Regions from separate parts of the Homo sapiens genome. Here region 2 is linked to region 1. Evidence: chromatin loops called from intact Hi-C (ENCODE). Cell type or tissue: tibial artery. All regions are shown on one strand. Links, peaks and the distances in the headings refer to the core of each region. The heading gives the core; the rest is flanking DNA.

Region 1 (9,417 bases), core at 819-8,818:
CTCAGTTAGAATCTCAAGTGGTAATTTCTTCCTCATGGATATTAAAAGTGCACGTTGTGTTCTTTTGTCTTCTTTTCCAAATTTGGGAAATCCTTGCCCAAAAGTTCTTCCAGATGAATTTTAGAGTCAGCCATTCATTCTCCAAGCCTTGAGTTTGGTGCCTCTTCATAATTCACACCAAGGTGTTATATAGACAAGAGGAGGCCTTGTAAAACTTGCGGTAGGAGAAGGTAGCCTTAAACAGGGGAGAAAAGACAAAAGCTAGAAGGAAAGGATTAAAATATACCTGCCCATCTGCCCCCTTTCATGAGCAGACCCAAATAGGACTACACAAACCCAGCCCAGTTACTCTTGGCAGGTTAGCATATGTGTTACGTGATCTAGCCAGCCTTAGGACAGCTTTAGGTTGGAGAGAATGTTTATCTGGGTCAAAACTGACTGGAGAGTAATCAGGAGTCAAAACTTCTTCTTTTGATCTCTTATGTAAAGAAGGTAACCCCCACCCCATACCCTGCACATCATGTGAGTAAAACAGTCCTATTCCTACTGGAAAAGCCACTTATTTTCAATGCTTTTGTTCTTTAGGAAAGGCTCTGTCAGCATTCTTTGTGACCATGCAGTTAGGTCATTATATTACTTGGATCCTATAAAAAGACCACTGTAGGATCAGGATTTGACCAGTTTTTTTTTTTTTTTTTTTTTGACGGAGTTTTGCTCTTGTCGCCCAGGCTGGAGTGCAATGGCATGATCTCAGCTCACCACAACCTCCGCCTCCTGGGTTCAAGTGATTCTCCTCCTGCCTCAGCCTCCCAAGTAGCTGGGATTACAGGCATGTACCACCACGCCCAGCTAATTTTGTATTTTTAGTAGAAACGGGGTTTCTCCATGTTGGTCAGGCTGGTCTTGAACTCCTGACCTCAGGTGATCCTCCTGCCTTGGCCTCCCAAAGTACTAGGATTACAGGCATGAGCCACCGCGCCCGGCCTTGACCAATTTTGATTGTGGTATTAGCAGTGAGAGAGAGAGAGAGAGAGAGAAAGTCTTGTAGATACTTCGTCCTCAGAGACAGAATTTACAAGGAGCCAGAAAACCTGGTCTAAGAGTTCTAATTTCTAATGGTAAATCTGTTGGTTTGGGCCAGATCAGGGGGTGTCATTTGAACTTTCTACACATTTTATCTTATTAAGTTTCACTGGGTTATAAAAATAAGAAAGTAATAGTGTTGGTATTAACAAGTTAAACAGTAGAAAGATTTATAAAGAAAAATGAACATCCCCCCTTCCTCCCCAATGCCACCCTTTCTTTTTAGGCAACCAATGCAAAAAACCATTTAGTATGTGTCTTTCTATTTCATTCTCCATGCTCACAGAAACACATATAAAGGACATACACATCATGTAGAATTGTTTTTATGTTCCTGCTGCATATGTTACTCTGCAATTTGCTTTTTTCACTTAAGACATTGTGGATATGTCTGCAAGTTCTTACGTACAGATTTTACTCATTATTTTTAATAATAGCATAATATTCTAAGATTTTTAACTCTTTTCCTATTGATGGACATTCAGGCTGTTCAGGCTGTTCCCTTTTTCTTCTTCTTCTTTATCTATTTATTTATTTTTTGAGACAGAGTCTCGCTCTGTCGCCCAGGCTATCTCAGCTCACTTCAACCTCTGCCTGCCAGGTTGAAGCAATTCTCCTGCCTCAGCCTCCCAAGTAGCTGGGACTACAGGCATGTGCCACCATGCCCAGCTAATTTTTTTGATTTTTAGTAGAGATGGGGTTTCATCATGCTGGTCAGGCAGGTCTTGAACTCCTGGCCTCATGATCCTCCCACCTCGGCTTCCCAAAGTGCTGAGATTACAGGCGTGAGCTACTGTGCCCAGCCTCGCCTTTTTTTTTTTTTTTTTGAGACTGGGTCTTGCTCTGTCACCCAGGCTGGAGTGCAGTGGCGTGATCTTGGCTCAGTACAACCTCCGCCTCCAGGATTCAAGTGATTCTCCTGTCTCAGCCTCCCAAGTAGCTGGGATTACAGGCACCTGCTACAACGCCTGACTAATTTTTTGTATTTTTAGTAGAGACAGGGTTTCGCCACGTTGGCTAGGCTGGTCTCGAACTCCTGACCTCAAGTGATCCACCCACTTTGGCCTCCCAAAGTGCTGGGATTACAGGCATAAGCCACCTTGCCTGGAGTCTTCGTTTTTTTAAATTGCTACAAATGTTGCAATAAAGATTATTGTACACATAAATAGGTATTGCTACATTTATTTTGGTAGGACAAAACGGCACAGATATCTGAATCAAAGGATGTGATGTGCACTATTAATTTTAACAGTTTGTTTAGCTGGGATGTGGAGGCACAAGCCTGTAGTCCTAGCTACTCAGGAGGCTGAGATAGGAGGATCCCTTGAGCCTGGGAGGCGGAGGTTGCAGTGAGCCGAGATCGCATCACTGCACCCCAGCCTGGGTGACAGTGAGACCTGTCTCAAAATAATAATAATAATAATAATAATAATAATAATAATAATTTTAATAGTTTCTTGAAGCAATTTATGCTCCCACCCTTTCCTCAAATCCTTGCCTCCCCTGAATCTTAGCAATCTTTTAAACTTTTGCCAATCTGAGAAGGAGAAATGGCATCTCAACTGTTCTTCCTTTTGCTCTCTTCCAATCTAGTCCTCAATCTGCAGACACAGTTATCTTTTTTGAAACACAAATCTTCAAATGTCACCTCCCTGCTTAAAATATTTCATTATCTTCCTGTCACTCTTAAAAGTTAAAATCTTTGACATGGCCAAAAAGCACCTTGTGGTATAACAGCCTACCTGCCTGAGTGGTGGACTTTTCTCCTAATAGAAAGGGCTTTCTCAATTCTACTGAGAAATTGTGATGATATATTAGGCTATTTGCCAGTACAAACCTCATCAGGAGCTACAACTTTTAATTTTTCTTTCTTCTTTTTAAAAGATGGGGGTCTTGCTATGTTGGCCAGGTTGGTCTTGAACTCTTGGCCTCAAGCAATCCACCCGCCTTGGCCTCCCAAAGTGCTGGGAATACAACCTTGAGCCACTGCACCCAGCCAAGCTACACCTTTAAAAATGTGACTAACTTATACCCGAAAGGAATAATTATTTCTATTTTATTTGCCTTGTTTTTTGAGTTGCTTCAGGCGGATCATTTAGAACAAACAGGGAAGAACAGGACTTGCCAAACTAAAAAGAAAAACATGTTAGGGCAGCACCTTGTCTGCTGAGGAATAGGCAAAAGCTCTCATCATAAATGTAGGGGGTTTTTGCTTCTCTTGTTTTTAAGTAGGACTTTTAAAGTAGAAGACACCTTTAATGTACTGGTTTGCAGAAGAGGAAATCTGATTTTCAGTGTGATAACATATTCTTTGACGTTAACCAGTACAGTTGGATTTTTAATGACACTTTAATCTTCAAAGGTTTACCAACACGGATGGATTAATTATTCATTTTGGAGGGGTTGTGTCTTAAAAAGACAAGTCTTCAAAGACATCATCCTTTCTCCTTGGAACTTGGAGTCTCCACCTTTCAAATGTTGCTTTCCTGCCCCCAAGAGAGAAAATAAATGACATTTTTTAAAGAAGAAGAATCCAATGGAAAAACACTCTTTGCGCTATGGAAAGATGATGTCCTTATATCCTGGGTGAGATTAGAAGAGGAGGCTGGGAAGCAGTATTTAAGCTGTGTTTACAGTAAGCACTGTGAGAAATAACCGGCTAAGCGCGTTTGTTATTGTTCAGTCTTTTGATGTGCTTTTAAAAAGTCGCATCTCCATAAAACACCCTCAACAACCATAAAACAACATATGTTGGAACATAATATGCAGACCCTTATATTCTTTGCTACAGTCTGTATTTTTCCTATACCCTTCAAACATGCCTCATTGAGTTTTTAAAAGATTCGGTTTGGAAGAAGAAAAACCTCAAGCCTCGCCCCGGGTCTTCCTTGACTTGACACATTTTATAACCGCAAGAGAGCAGTTTTTCCTTTGATGAGGCTAAGACCCCAGAAATGAAAGAGCAAGTTTAAGTTTGCAAACACTCTAAAAGCTCCTTCCATTAGACCTGGTCGCGGGAAACCACAAAGGACAGTCAAGTGATTTTCAAGGAGAAAGCCTCTGGTCCACTTTCCCTCCGCCGCCAGATCTGCAGGTTCCTGGGAGGAGCTCTTCTCAAATCCTGAAGATTGCTAGGCTCTTGGCGAACGACTCATCTCTTGAAGACCTAGAGTGGTGGATTACAGGCATTGAAAAGCTTTTGGTGGCTTTGGAAGATGACTCTGGTGTGAGCTCACCTTTCCAGGCTGGGGGACCAGGCAGAGGAACCCCCTTTGTTATCTTCTGAAAGAAGATCAGTGGGGAAGACGGGGTTTGAAGTGTGGATTAGGAGATCCTACGTCTTTGCCTACCACCTCTGCCTAAATCATAAAAAGATCGAGGAGTGCAATGAACTTCAGGAATCATGCACCGTTTCCCTGAAGCCTGTCCAGGAACCTAACTTCTGGACCCAGAAACTTCTGCAAAGACAGACCCACTGAGCCAGGCAGTCTGCACCAGCACCTCTGCTTCTAAGATTCTGTTTCGTCTTCTTCTATTGAGAGATTGACCTCTTGAGTGATTTGTGTGCTTTCCGGCAAATGATGGAGACGCGTAAACCGGCGGAACGGCTGGCCTTGCCATACTCGCTGCGCACCGCGCCCCTGGGCGTTCCGGGGACCCTGCCCGGACTCCCGCGGAGGGACCCCCTCAGGGTCGCCCTGCGTCTGGACGCCGCGTGCTGGGAGTGGGCGCGCAGCGGCTGCGCACGGGGATGGCAGTACTTGCCCGTGCCGCTGGACAGCGCCTTCGAGCCCGCCTTCCTCCGCAAGCGCAACGAGCGCGAGCGGCAGCGGGTGCGCTGCGTGAACGAGGGCTATGCGCGCCTCCGAGACCACCTGCCCCGGGAGCTGGCAGACAAGCGCCTCAGCAAAGTGGAGACGCTCCGCGCTGCCATCGACTACATCAAGCACCTGCAGGAGCTGCTGGAGCGCCAGGCCTGGGGGCTCGAGGGCGCGGCCGGCGCCGTCCCCCAGCGCAGGGCGGAATGCAACAGCGACGGGGAGTCCAAGGCCTCTTCGGCGCCTTCGCCCAGCAGCGAGCCCGAGGAGGGGGGCAGCTAGCGAGCGCCCGAACTGGCCAGGACCCCCGCGCCCGCCGCACAGCGCGCAGCCGGGCGCTCAACCTAAGGTCCTCTTCGAAGGTGGTTTGCATTCTTAATCTGGCATCTTCTCCAGGCCTAAATCTTAAGAAAAAGAAATGGGTGCTGGGGTTTGGGGGATGGGGGAGTTGTTTTGACATTTGGGAATTTCTCCCCTGCCCTTATTGGTTACGTGCCTGCAACTTATAGGTGCTTATTAAGGAGACTCTTTTCCTATACTTCTAAAATGCAAACTGTTTCAGATTCTGAGCACCTCATTGTAAATACGATTATTCTAAAAACTCAAAGGGCGAGAACAACTGGAATTTCCCACCTTCCGTGGTGTGGGTAAATGGTATACATAAACATTAAACCTTAACCAAAGAAGAACTTTACCGCCACCAAAACAGAAACAACCCCAAACAGCCAAAAACAGTCCTTAAAAATGAGAGGAACATTTTCTTGCATTCCTTCCTTCGGGAATTGTATTCAAAATGTAATGGAAAGTAATTGTTGACCTCCTGCTTTGGGTGAAGGAGACTGTAAGCTGGTACTTGAGAACGAATTTGCCAGCATGTGCTGTTGTTGACTGTGTGAATGATGGTGCCAGGGAATCCGTGGCTTGGTACACACTGTTTCATCCAGTGGCCACGTGGAAGCTTTGTAGCATTGAGCAGATAGTAAAATATCTTAGAATTAATGATCTCTTTGGAAGAGAGCCCAGATTTGTATGAAAACTTGTTTTTCCTCTCAATTGTTTTGTCCACTGTTTTCTTCATTTTCCTTTTCTCTGCATACCCCCCGCCCCCCAACGTGTAGCTCTCCATCTAAGTTTTGGATAAACTGAAGTGGCACTGTGACTTTAAAAATAAAAAAGAAATCTACTTGGAAGTCCTTTTTGCGGGTTGAGCCAGATGGGGGAAAGATATGGGACAAGACGGATGGATTGAAGTTGGTACATTCTCAAATATTTTTATCACCATTAGGGCTTCCAGGTACAGTATATGGAAATGATGTAGTGACTTTGGCCATGTTAAAAGCCTTTTTAAAATATTGAATTTGGGTCATTTTTTTTCTAAGAAACAATTTTGAGTTCAGTAGATAAGTTAAATGCCTGCTGATGTATGAAGATCAACTTCCCTAAGATTGTTTTCTAATATGCCGAATTATCCTTTCCATGGAGGCAGCTTTGGTTTGTGGGGGAAGAAGGAGGGGAAATGGAAATGGACAAAGAGAACTAACAGTGGAAGTGCATCCTCCAGGTAGATTTCACTTAGATTTTATTACCCCCTTTTACAGTTGTAGCAACTAAGGCAGGCTATATCTTCAGTGGACATCTTTTATGTGCTAGGAATTTTGTTGTGGCTTTTTACATTTTGTCCTATTTAATTGTCATAAATTTGTGGGGTGGGTATGACAAATATTTTGTGATTAAAAAAAATATGAAGCTCAAAGAGGTTACATACCTTGACCAGTTTAGTGTTGCTAGGATTCCTTGAGCTGAGATCAAGTCCCGAGCCTGAACCCAAAGCCAAGGATTTCTTTCTCCCTTACCATGCTGTCTCTTGCTCTGTCATTTGCTAGCAGAGCAAATGTTGCTTCAACTCAGTTTTCTCACCTGTACAGAAATGTTTACAGAAGTGTATGTGAAAGACCTTGGTAATCTGCAAGGCACTAACCAATGATAAATTAGTAGTTTTATTATTTTGGGGAAAATACTATTTCTCAGTTTATGGAGAGTAAAGCCTGGTTAAGAATAAAATCTCTAGGTGGAGTTGGTATGATTTCTTCAGTGTTTCAAAAGAGGGACAGAGTGACCACACTCTCTTACCTCCTCTGGTAATGTTCTAGGATACATGCTTTGAACACTGAATCCATGTTAAAACATAGAATTGGCTGGGTGCAGTGGCTCACCCTGTAATCCCAGCACATTGGGAGGCAAAGGTAGATGGATCGCTTGAGCTCAGGAGTTTGAGACCAGCCCAGGTACTGGAAACCTTAACGTGGTTTTATTTAAAGCCCTGTTGAGAATGAGGCAATGATTTTGAGAAACCTTTTGGAAAAATAAAAATAAAACCATCTCTCAGCTGGGTGTGGTGGATCATGCGTGTAGTCCCAGCGCTTTGGGAGGCCAAGGTAGGAGGATTACTTGAGGCCAAGAGCATGAGACCAGCCCTTGGCAACATATAGAAACCTTGTACCTACAAAAATTAAAAAAATGTATCCGGGCTTGGTGGCACGCCTCTGTAGTCCCAACTGCTCAGGAGGGCGAGGTTGGAGGTTTCCTTGCACCCAGGTGTTTGAGGCTGCCGTAAGCCATGATCGTGCCTCTGCCTGCACTCCAGCCTGGGCAACAGAGTAAGACTACTATTTAAAAAAATAGTAATAATTAAATGAACTCCTTCCGCAATCATATAACTTTTTAAAAGAAGAAATCTTGCAGTTTTTCTGAGACCTTCCCCATGACTTACAGGAGGAGCACCAATCCGGGAATGAGACCTTTAAAAAGGTTTGACCTCTTTTCCGGCGAATGATCACTTCATTAACCCTAGAACAATTTGACTTTCAAAAGGAACAAAATAAATTTCCAGTGAATTTTGTGGAAGCAAGAATGGAGGGGAGTTTTATGGCAATGAAGCATTCATAAAAGGAGAAAGATTTTCATGTCCTTCAACATCTTCCCTTTTTTTATTTTTCCCACTCAGCCCAGACATATCCCTTGATCACACTTGATTGCTTTTAGAATACTCCCTGTGGTTGGCAACCTGAGTAATTGCTGCGACACCCCATCCCACCCCACCCCACCCCGAGCGTGCAAAGCAGGAGCTGCGTTGGGATGTGGCAGAGCGTGCCCTGGCCCTGGGGCTGGATCCAGCTCTTGCCACTCACTGACTTGGTGACTTTGAGCAAGTCCCTAACTGTTGTGTTCTCAGTTTTCTATGCTAGAACACATGAAGAGTGTCACATTATCTTTTAGACTCTTCCAGCTGGAAAATATCATGCATCCGACCTGTGCAAAGTCCGAGCTGAGGGAAGCAAATGTAATAAGACATGCCCACTTCCTGCCACACAGCACGGTGCTTTCTGTTCCTGTATTTCCCTCTTCCCACTAGAATGATCCAGCCCTGGGGCTGCGGCCTACTTTTTTTTTTCTTGCTGTTACCACGCCCAGTTAAAACAAAACAGCACAAAAAATCACCAAAAGCTTTATAAGTTTTTTATGGAATGGAACTTGAAGACTCTTTACAAGCTGGTAGGGAAATAGACCGGTTTTACCTCAATATGAGGAAAAAGGTATAAATGGTATAACTGATATCCAAAATGGAAGATATGCTATGAGGAACCAAAGAAAAGAGGGATTTGGTCCAGCCTCAAGTGAGAAGGGAGCAAGAAGGAAAGGCTTTGGTGGATGCAGTGTTTAGTAGGTAAGAATGGAACGAGAACTCCAGGCAGAGGGAATAAGAGGAACAAAGTTGCTGCAAAGACAGGAACTGTTTGGAGAGCGCAGAGAGGCTGAGTAATAGGAGACTGCATACAATGGCTGAGGCAGCTCTAGGGACATTGAAAGCCAGGCTAAAACAGCTTGGAGTTTATTTTTTAACCAATGGGGAACTACTGAAAAAAAAATTGAGGGAGGGTTTTGGAGAAGGTACGTGGTTAAGGATCATGGTACTCCGGTGGTAGGAAGCAGCGGACCAATAGGGTATTGCCATAATTAAGGGAGAGGAAACAAAGTAGGGGCCTGAACTCTGACAGTATCATTGGGAATGTGAAGGGAGGGATGGATTGACAAGTGGAACTGATAGGTCTTGGCAACTCAGAGGAGGGGGAGGGGATGAGGAAGAGGGAGAAGTTAAAGACAACTGTGGTTGAAATTGAGAACACAGAAAGAGAAGTGGATTTAAAATGTAAGAGTCTTGTTTTGGAGACGCTGAATGTAAAATACTGGTAGGCTACTCCTGCCCACAAGCAACTGAAAATGCTGAGGTTGAGGTAAAGAGAAAAGTCAAGCGTAGCTGTTTCTTTAAGAGCCACACACTTATGGGGAGTTATAGAAGTAGGTATGATCTCCACAGGAGAATGTTGATGAGAAAAAGAGAAGAATTGGGCATGGTGGCTCACACCTGTAATCCCAGCACTTTGGGAGCCTGAGGTAGGAGGATCACTTGAGCCAGGAGTTCAAGACCAGCCTGTGAAACATAAGGAGACTCCCCGCT
Region 2 (9,417 bases), core at 1,041-9,040, 730 kb after region 1:
GGGCTATTACTTGTATTTTAGGGGGACACAGCCCCAAGGACAACACTGGGAAAGAGAGTGCCACCTTTTCTTCCAGTCACAGGGAAGACAACTGAACTATCCTCATGCTGCAGGCCAAAGAGATGCCTCCCATTTTCTGAACCTCTCACCTGGGAAGTAACCCATATTTTATTTAATCCTAGACCCAGATGTGCCAGAAATGATCAGAATTCCCAAGTGTCAGAGCTCCCTCCAAAGCCACCCCTTGCAGCATCTCAACCCTCTCCCAAAAATGGTTATCTGACCTGGAGCTGAGGACCCAGAGAGAGCTTGAGGGTCCCACTCTTCCTCCTCTGGCAGAGCCCACCGCAGGAGTGAGCCGTGGCTGGGCAGGGTGGGGCGGTAGACTCAGAGGTCTTTGCTCTGGGATCTGCAGAACATTTAGGGAGGCATCAGCTGCTGCTCCGCTTCCAAATAAAGCCCAGGTGCTTTTTCAAGCCTCTCTGAACCAGCACTTCTCAAACTTCATGTCAGCATTTCTTGAAGAGTTCCCAGGCCACAGATTCCTTGGGGTAGAAGAGAGGTAGAGGGAGAGACACTCATTTGGAACACCTTTTTGTATACCTCTGACTCCTAGAGTTATGGAAATATTTCACATGCCCAGAAAATCAATCAATAAATAATTAAAATCAACCAAGATGTGGGGGCTTCCCAAAGCGTGGTCTGTGGACCAGCAACTTCATTGGCCTCACCTGGGAGCTCGAACCCCTGGCCTTCATTTAAATTAATTAAATTTAGCCAGGCGTGGTGGTACACACCTATAGTCCTAGCTACTCAGGAGGCTGAGGCATGAGAATCACTGGAACCTGGGAGGCAGAGATTGCAGTGAGCTGTGATCGCACCACTGGGTGATCCAGCCTGGGCAACAGAGTGGGACTCTGCCTCAAAAAAAAAGAGCAAGAACTTTTTCTTTTGAAAAATTTAGACTCAAAAATTGAATACCTGGAGTTTTTCTGTGTCCTTTACCCAACGTTCCCTAATGTTGATATCTTGCATAACAACACAACAACTATCTAAACCAAGAAATGAACATTGGTGAATCTGTGGACATTCAAATTTCATCAGTTTTTTCCATTAATGAACACTTAATAAAAAAAACTAAATTTTTTTGACCATTTGCTGGTCCAGGATCCAATCCAGGATTCCACATTGCATGTAACTCTCCTACAGGACCATAATACAACCATCAAAATCAAGCAACGAACACTGATCTACTACCATGTTCTCCCCAGACCCCATTTAAGTTTCACCAATTGTTTTAATAAAGTTCTCTCTAGTAAAAGAATACAATTCAGAATCAGCCAAATACTTCATTGTCATATTTCCTCAGTGTCGTCCAATATGTAATAGTTTTGTCTTTTATGATCTCGATAACTTTTGAAAAGTACTGGCCTTTATTTTCTAGAATTTCATTCAACTTGAATTTGTCTGATGTTTTCTCATATTTAGCTTGAGTCACTGCACACCCAACATCAGAGACCAGTAAGCCACCAGCTGCCACGTGTTGAGCTGTATGTGTAGCAAAATCAGTTGTTTGCTGCCAAACCTATTTATGCCAGTTTCATTTGTAACTAGTTAAGTAGTATGTAGTAGGATTAAATAGGAGGGAAAGGCCAGGCACAGTGGCTCATGCCTGTAATCCCAGCACTGTGAGAGGCCAAGGTGGGAGGATCGCTTGAGCTCAGGAGTTTGAGACCAGCCTGGGCAACATGGTGAAACACTATCTCTACAAAAAATGCAAAAATTAGCCAGCATGGTGGTTCATGCCTGTGGTCCCAGGTTATCAGGAGGATGGCTGGAGCTCTAGAGGTCAAGGCTACAGTGAGCTGTGATTGCACCACTGCACTCCAGCCTGAGCAACAGAGTGAGACCCTGTCTAAAAAAAAGAAGGGAAAAAGAAAAGTTGTTTCTGTGAAAACTAAGTTAAGTGTTTCGAATAGCCCTGAGAAAAGCAAGCTTCTAAATAGAAATTGATGAAGAATTAGTTGTAAGATAAAGATGGAGGGGGAGGAAAATTATAAAAATCTGGAAGGGTTCTGTATGCTGCTTAGCCAGTGTCTTTAAATTCTCATTAAATTCAAAATGAACCAAAAAAGGAAATCACCTGATTCATGCAGGGAAGACAATGTGAGACTTCACCCAATTAACTCATTTGTTAATCAACCATTAACCCAATATTAATATTAGTATTCACAGTACAAATTAGTATACAGAATACTAGTATGTGTAAGTTAAAAGATAAGATAAAATATTCATAATGTAAGGTTTTCTGTTTCTCTATCCTAACCCACTTTTTCAACTAAGCCTCAACACCAGTCAATGGTCAAATGATATTAGGCTGACCTCTCAGCTACACACAAGAACATATTAAAATGGAGCACTGACCAGGCGCAATGGTTCACACCTGTAATCCCAGCATATTGGGAGGCCAAAGCAGGTGGATTGCTTGAGTTCAGGAGTATGAGACCAGCCTGGGCAACATGGCAAAACATCATCCCTATAAAAAAAAAAATACAAAAATTAGCCAGGCATGGTGATGCGTGCCTGTGGTCCCAGCTACTCAGGAAGCTGAGGTGGGAGGATTGCTGGAGCCCAGTGGGTAGAGGCTGCAGTGAGCTGAGATCACACTACTGCACTCCAGCCTGGGCAACAGAGTGAGACCTTGTCTCAAAAGAAAAAAAAAAAGTGAGTACTAGGAATATTATTCAGCCTTTAAAAGGAAGGAAATTCTGCCACATGTTACAACATGGATGAACCTTGAGGACTTTATGCTAAGTGAAATAAGCCAGTCACAAGAGGACAAATACTGTATGACTACACTTAAATGAGGTACTTATGCTACCAAAATGCCAGGGGTTCGGTCTAGATTCTGCTGCTTGCTGTAGAAAGCCAATACTGAGACAATGAGTATTGCCAGGGAAGAAGGCTTTATTCAGGTGCTGCAGCCCAAGAGATAGGAGACCAATCTCAAATCCATCTCCCTGACCAACTAAACTCAAGGGTTTATATAGCAGGGAGGAAATGTAGCTACATGCAGGAAAACAGGAATTAGGGAGGAATAAGAAAGAGGAGTTGGGCAATAGGAAGCAGGTGGTCAGTTAGGCAATCATGGCATCTTATTGTCCAGATATAGTGGCCTCGTGAGTTTCAGCTCCTTGATCCTATCTGGGAGACCTCATGGTTGGTTTCCCAAGAAAGGAACTCAGATAAGACAAATGTACCTTTTTCATGTTTTTAAGACTGGGAGGATCAATTTCTATGCTTATTCAAAGAAACCATAAACATCAGTTCTATGGGACAATTCGGCCAGTTTCACTTAGTGTAGTTAAGATCATAGAGAAAGAAAGTACAATGGTGGTGGTGAGGGGCTGGAGGGAGTGGGGATGGGAAGTGGTTGTTTAATGAGTACGGAGTCTCAGTTTCACGAGATGAAAAGAGTTCTAGAGATGGATGGTGGGGATGTTTGCGAAACAATGTGAATGTATTTAATGCCACTGAACTGTACACTTAAAAATGGTTAAGACGCTACATTTTATGTTATGTGCATTTTACAATAAAAAAATTGGCAGGGGGTAAGGGAGTGCTAGAGTGTTTACATCCCATTTTATAGGGTGTTCCGGCAGAATTTCAAATAACACACAAACTTCACTGCCCTTCCTAATATTTCCATTGCTGTGGGTTCTAGACAACCTGATGAGGTAAAACAGACAGTTTCCCAAAGATAGGGCTTTTGATTTGGTTTTGCTTGACAACTGAAGTTTTGCTGTTGTTGTTGTTATAGGGTCTGTCTCCATTTCCTTCTAATCCTTTGCCTGAGATTACCTGAGTAACTTTAAAAATATGGAAAAACTACCATTTGCCCTGAAAAGAGACAACGCTACTTGCCAAGCCCATACAGCCAGAGACCAGCATGTCTTATTTTGCCTGCACATAGTAGGATATCAACATATGTTTGCTGAATTAATTAATGAACAAATGAACATTTCATTTCTTGGCTGCAAAAAAGAGAAGAAAAAACCACAGGAAAAGTTGGGGGAAAAGAAAAGGGAAATGCGAAAAGTTACCCCAGTACATGTAGCAAAATCATCTATTTATGTTGTATTACTTGGGTTGGAAGTTACCTACAGAAGACAGAAATCATTTTAGCAGAAATTTCTGCATCAGATGCAGCCCAGCCCCATGACCAGTTTAACAGGTCTCAGGGCAGATGGTGAGGGATTCATAATCAAACTTCCATTCCCAACCCCAGCGCACTGCCCCCTTATTTGGACCCACTAGTGGTGATCAAGCCCCTTGCTGGTTGGTTCTTGCTTCTTGGGAAGCTGGGAGCTGATGGGAACCCTGGTCAAGAGATCCCACCCTGGAATACAAATTAGTACAGCCACTTATGTATATTTTAAGCCTATTGAAAAAAAATAGGGGTCTTTCCTCTTGGAAGACTCCTCTCTCTCAACAGAGAGAGAGCTGTTTTTCTTTCTTTTTCTTCTACCTATTAAACCTCTGCTCCTAAACTCCTCTTGTGTGTCAGTGTCCTAAATTTTCCTGGCTCAAAACAACGAACCCCAGGTATATACCCCAGACAAAGTAGTCACTTCATATTGGGGACATCCTCTGGGATACCAAGGTACAACATTCACTGAAACACAGTATCTGGTGGAGGCAAACCAGTGTTACAGACCATCGGAATAGCTGACAGCAATCAAATTCAAAATGGTGCTACAGACAGAACCATGCACGGACATGCCTTTCTTTCGAGGACCCTTAGATCGACCCCAGGAGGAGCCCTAGCTGCTCTTCCCCACACAATGCTACTTGTCAGCAGAAAGTAGCCAGAAAGAGTCATCATCCAACACCCCCTAACAGCAGTTAGGGTTACCACTCCAGAGTAGGGAATGATACAGGAGTTAAGAATAAATTACTTAGGCAGATAGTGATGGTATGGAAGTCCTCGGACAGGTTTTCCTTTTAATGAAAAGCAGCCCCAAATCATTTTCCTTTCTAACAAAGAGCAGCCTGCAAAATCAAGCGTCAGACATAGATGCCGGCAGTTGAGCCAATCATGTTAAAGACAGCGGCTCCATCTCCCCTTGTCTTTGTCAGCCACGTGTACAGCAAACACCAGACATGATGACCCCAGTCAACTGGAAAGCCTATTCACATAACAAGATTAGGGTGGGGTGGCCAGCCTTTCCTGTGCGCTATGTAAACGTCATACGTGATCAAACCAATCTGTGAGCCCTATGTAAATCAGACATCACTTCCTCAAGCCTGACTCTAAAATCCAGTGCACTGGTTCCTGGGCAGTCTTTCCTCTTGGAAGTCCCAGAGAGACAGGTGGTTTTCTTTCTCTTTCTCCTGCCTATTAATCCTGCACTCCTAAACTCAAAAAGAAAAAGAAAAAAAATGGTACAGCCACTATGGAGAACAATATTGCAGTTCCTCAAAAAATTAAAAATAGATATGACAATATGATCTGACAATTTCACTAGTGGTTATAGTTAAAAGAAAGGAAATAAATATATCAAAAAGACATCTGCATTCCCATGTTTACCGCAGCACTATTCACAATCGCCAGAATATGAAATCAACCTCAGTGTCCATCAGTGGATGAATGAATAGAGAAAATGCAGTATATACCCACAATGGAATATTATTCAGCTATAAAAAAGAATGAGGTCCTGTCATTTGCAGCAACATGGATGGAACTGGAGGTCATTCCGTTAAGTGAAATAAGCCAGGCACAGAACGACAAAGATCTCGCGTTCTCACTCATATGTGGGAGTTTAAAAGGTGGATCTCATGAAATTAGAGAATAGATTGGTGTTTAACAGAAGTTGGGAAGGGGCAGGGGGGCAGGAGAATGAAGAGAAGTCGATTGATGGGTACACATACGCAGTTTGATATAAGAAATGAGACCCAGTGTTCCATAGATCAGTGGGTTGACTATAGGTTACCATAATCTATTGTATATTTCAAAATAGCTAGAAGAGAAGAATTTGAATTTTTCTAGCATAAAGAAAAGACAATATTTAAGGTGATGGGTATCCCAAGTACACTGATTTGATCCTAACAAATTACATGAATGTATTAAATTATTACATGTACCCTGAAACTATGCACATCTATTATGCATCAGTTTTTAAAAACAAAAACTTGATTATCTGCAAAGACTCTGTTTCCCAATAAAGTCTCACTCACGGATCTTGGGGTTAGGACTTCAACATATTTTGAGAGGCACAGTTCAACCCATAACACATATTTGCACATAATAGAGTGCTTAAGAGCTCCAGATCCCCCTTAATCAGACCAAATCCCAGCTCCACCACTTATAGGCTGATGGCCTGTGACAAGTCATTTCACATCTCTGGGCTTCGGTTTCCTCATCTGTAAAATGGGTCTCATAACTCTACCTACTTTGTGGGGCATCAAAGGATTCAACAAAATCATGTATTTGTTCAATCAATGTTGATAATACTCCTGTGGCCTGCCAGCCTTAGGCAAGCTGTAAACAAAAGACAAATCCCTGCCCCTGTGGAGCTTATTAAGAACAAAGGGGCTGCAGAGCCACTTTATATTTTAAAAAATAGGCCAGGGGCAGTGGCTCATGCCTGTAATCCCAAAGCTTTGGGAGGCTGAGGCAGGAGGATCGCTTCAGGCCAGGAGTTTGAGTCCAGCCTGGACAACATGGTGAAACCCTGTCTCTAACAAAAATACAAAAAGTTAGCTGGGCATGGTGGCACATGCCTGTAGTCCCAGCTACTCGGGATGCAGAGGCAGGAGAATCGTGTGAGCCCAGGAGGCGGAGGTTGCAGGGAGCCGAGATTGCAGCACTGCACTCCAGCCTAGGAGACAGAGTGAGACCCCATCTCAAAATAAATAAATAAATAAATAAATAAATAAATAAACAAACAAGTAAAATATCTAGGCTAGCAGAGGGCGAAGAGTGAGATTATTTCTATGTGCATCATTTATGGCTGAAAAATAGAAAAATGACGCAAGTGATAGCCTCAGCAAAACATCTGCATGAAGTAAAAGAGGTGGCTGTTTAGTGAATCCCCATAAAAAGAGAGGGGAAAAAAGGTCTGTAACAGTGAAATTATCCTAACTCAAGGGATGCTCGTAGCATGGTGCCTGGCACCTGGTGATCTTCTGCTGCTTGTGATTATAACTCTCCCAAGAAAGGAAGTCACAGGAAGCATGTCCACTGTATGCCAGTGTGAAGCCCAGCCAGCCATGCTCCCAAAGGGCCACTTTACCCACCACAGTCCCAAAGCAGCCAGGAAGGCTCAAGAAGGAACAAGGAAGGCCAGGTGGGTGGCCTTGGAGGACTCTGCTCCCTTTCATCCATCCCCAGGCTGGGGGTTAATTTTGCAGCTGCACCCCCAGCCAATGAATTGTTCTCAAAGTGCATGGAAACACTGCTGTTGGAAAAACTGTGAAGAACCATAAGAGGGCAAGAAATAAAAATGCTGAAAGAAGCCAGACCCCAAAAGCCACCATATTATAGGATTCCATTTACAGGAAACATCCAGAAGAGAAAAATCTATACAGACAGAGAGTAGATTGCCAGGGGCTGAGGGAAGGAGCTTGGGGAGAAACAGGAAATTGCTACTAAAGGGTCTTTGCTTTCTTTGGGGGTAATGAAAATGTTCTAAAATTGGGGTGATGGTTGCACAACCCTGTGAATATATTAAAAACCACAGAATGGTACACTTCAAATGGGAGAATTGTGTGGTATGTGAATTATATCTCAATAAAGCTGTCATTTAGGAAAAAAAAAAACAGTTGCCTTGGCTCTAAACTTACTTCTCCAATTCCTCTGAGAATGCCAAATCACTGCCATCTCTCTGATTAGGGCTGAATTCATTTCACAGTAATTTTTAAAAGAGTATTTTCTCAACACCTGAAATAGGCCCTTTGATGTCTGTCCAAAGCCCTCCTGGGAATTCTTATCTATTTAAAAGAGGGAATGAGTATTAAGAGCTTGGCTTTCCTAGCTAGCCAGACATCCATGTTAATTTCCACATCTCCACGTTACTATGGCAACAGAGAGCTTCCACTGAGAGCTTTTTGGGGGGCATCAAAATGGACTGCAATTTGGACTCAGGGAGTCCACAGCCCCTCTGCCCAGCAGCCCCCAGACCCTGGCTACCTTGAATCAGGTGAAACAGAGAAATCAGAGAAGGGGAGGATGTAGGCTCCACTGGGTCTTCACTCCATCCTGGCCCAAACTGAGTCACCGTCCCCATGCAGGAAGAGAAGTGTTAGTCACATCTTTCAGAGGCTGTGATCTAAAACAGCGTATTGAGCACCTGAGTCAGTCTCCATGTCAACATGACCATATTTTTAGGCAGGAGTAGGCAGCTTCTTGGGCCAATTAGAGTAGTACAGCTAGAAAGCAGTCAGTAAACAGCTGGGAGAAAAGCAGTCAGCCACTGGGAGTCCACTGTTCTCACAGAGGAGTCTCACAAATGCAGAAGCTCCCTGCCTTGAGGTACCCAAAGAGTCCACCACATAAGGCCCAGGAGGCCTGAAGTCCATCCTGTCAGGCAGAATCAATCACTGGGACAGAGAAGGGAAGAGGCAGTGCATAAGACAGGCAGCCTCAAAGATGGGCCCCACTGATCCTCATCTCCTGGTGAGCCTTATGTAGCCCCCTCATACCTTGAACCAAGATTGATCTGTGTTGTGGCCAATAGAGTACAGCGAAGGTTAAATTGTGCCTTCTGAAGCTAGATCATAAAAGACACCACACTCTTGGGTCATTCATGCTGGAGAAGCCAGCTGCCATGTTGAGAGGACACTCAAGCAGTCCTACGGGGCAGCCCACATGAGAGGAACTGAAGCCCCCAGCCACCAGCCATGTGAGCCACCTTGGAAATGGAGCCTTCAGCACCAGTCAAGCTTTCAGATGATTGCAGCCCCAAACACTATCTTGACTTCAATCTCAAGAACGTCTGCCAGCTAGAACCATCCAGCTAAACTGCTCCCAGATTACTGACCCACACAATATAATGTAAAGTAAAAAATGTTTGCTGTTGTTTTAAGCTACTAAGCATTGGGGTTATTTGTTACACAGCAATGGATAACAGACATAGGGTGGATGTCAGAAATTGTCTCGAGAAGATGACTTTATGAAGATTTTTCCTCCTCGCTCCTTCCCCTACCCTTAAAGCATTTTTACAGTAGAAGGGGACATGTTAACGGGTAGGGAATCTAGAGACTTGGATTTGTATTCTGGCTCTGTCCTTAGTTTTTCCACCTCCAAAGCTGAGGAGCTAAAATGTAACCTGAGATCTCTGAAAGCCTAGGGTCTCATAATCGTCAAAACCACAGTTTTGAGTCAGGAAGACTGGTTGTGAACCCTGGCTCTGCCAC

Evidence for each region. Hi-C counts contacts between places; a loop is a spot of excess contacts. Peaks named below come from ENCODE experiments on the same cell type or tissue, not always from the same donor. Only the 100,000 strongest peaks of a DNase experiment are listed, where the experiment ranks them.
Region 2: a loop joins it to region 1, with 4 times the contacts of the local background. A loop is called at or near these places in 23 of 110 quality-filtered maps.

What each region holds. Positions count from the first base shown.
Region 1 is chr12:107,770,555-107,779,971 of GRCh38, forward strand. ASCL4 (achaete-scute family bHLH transcription factor 4) reads left to right here and starts at 4,150. Exons shown (of 1, transcript NM_203436.3): 1 at 4,150-6,090. The coding sequence starts at 4,665. The coding sequence ends at 5,183. In tibial artery, for the core only: no CTCF peak of the experiment used is centred there; no DNase peak of the experiment used is centred there; H3K4me3 peaks cover 829 bases; H3K27me3 peaks cover 4,483 bases.
Region 2 is chr12:108,500,123-108,509,539 of GRCh38, forward strand. No RefSeq gene overlaps it. Among named protein-coding and RNA genes, the nearest start is that of FICD, 10 kb to the right of the region's middle. In tibial artery, for the core only: no CTCF peak of the experiment used is centred there; no DNase peak of the experiment used is centred there; H3K27me3 peaks cover 935 bases.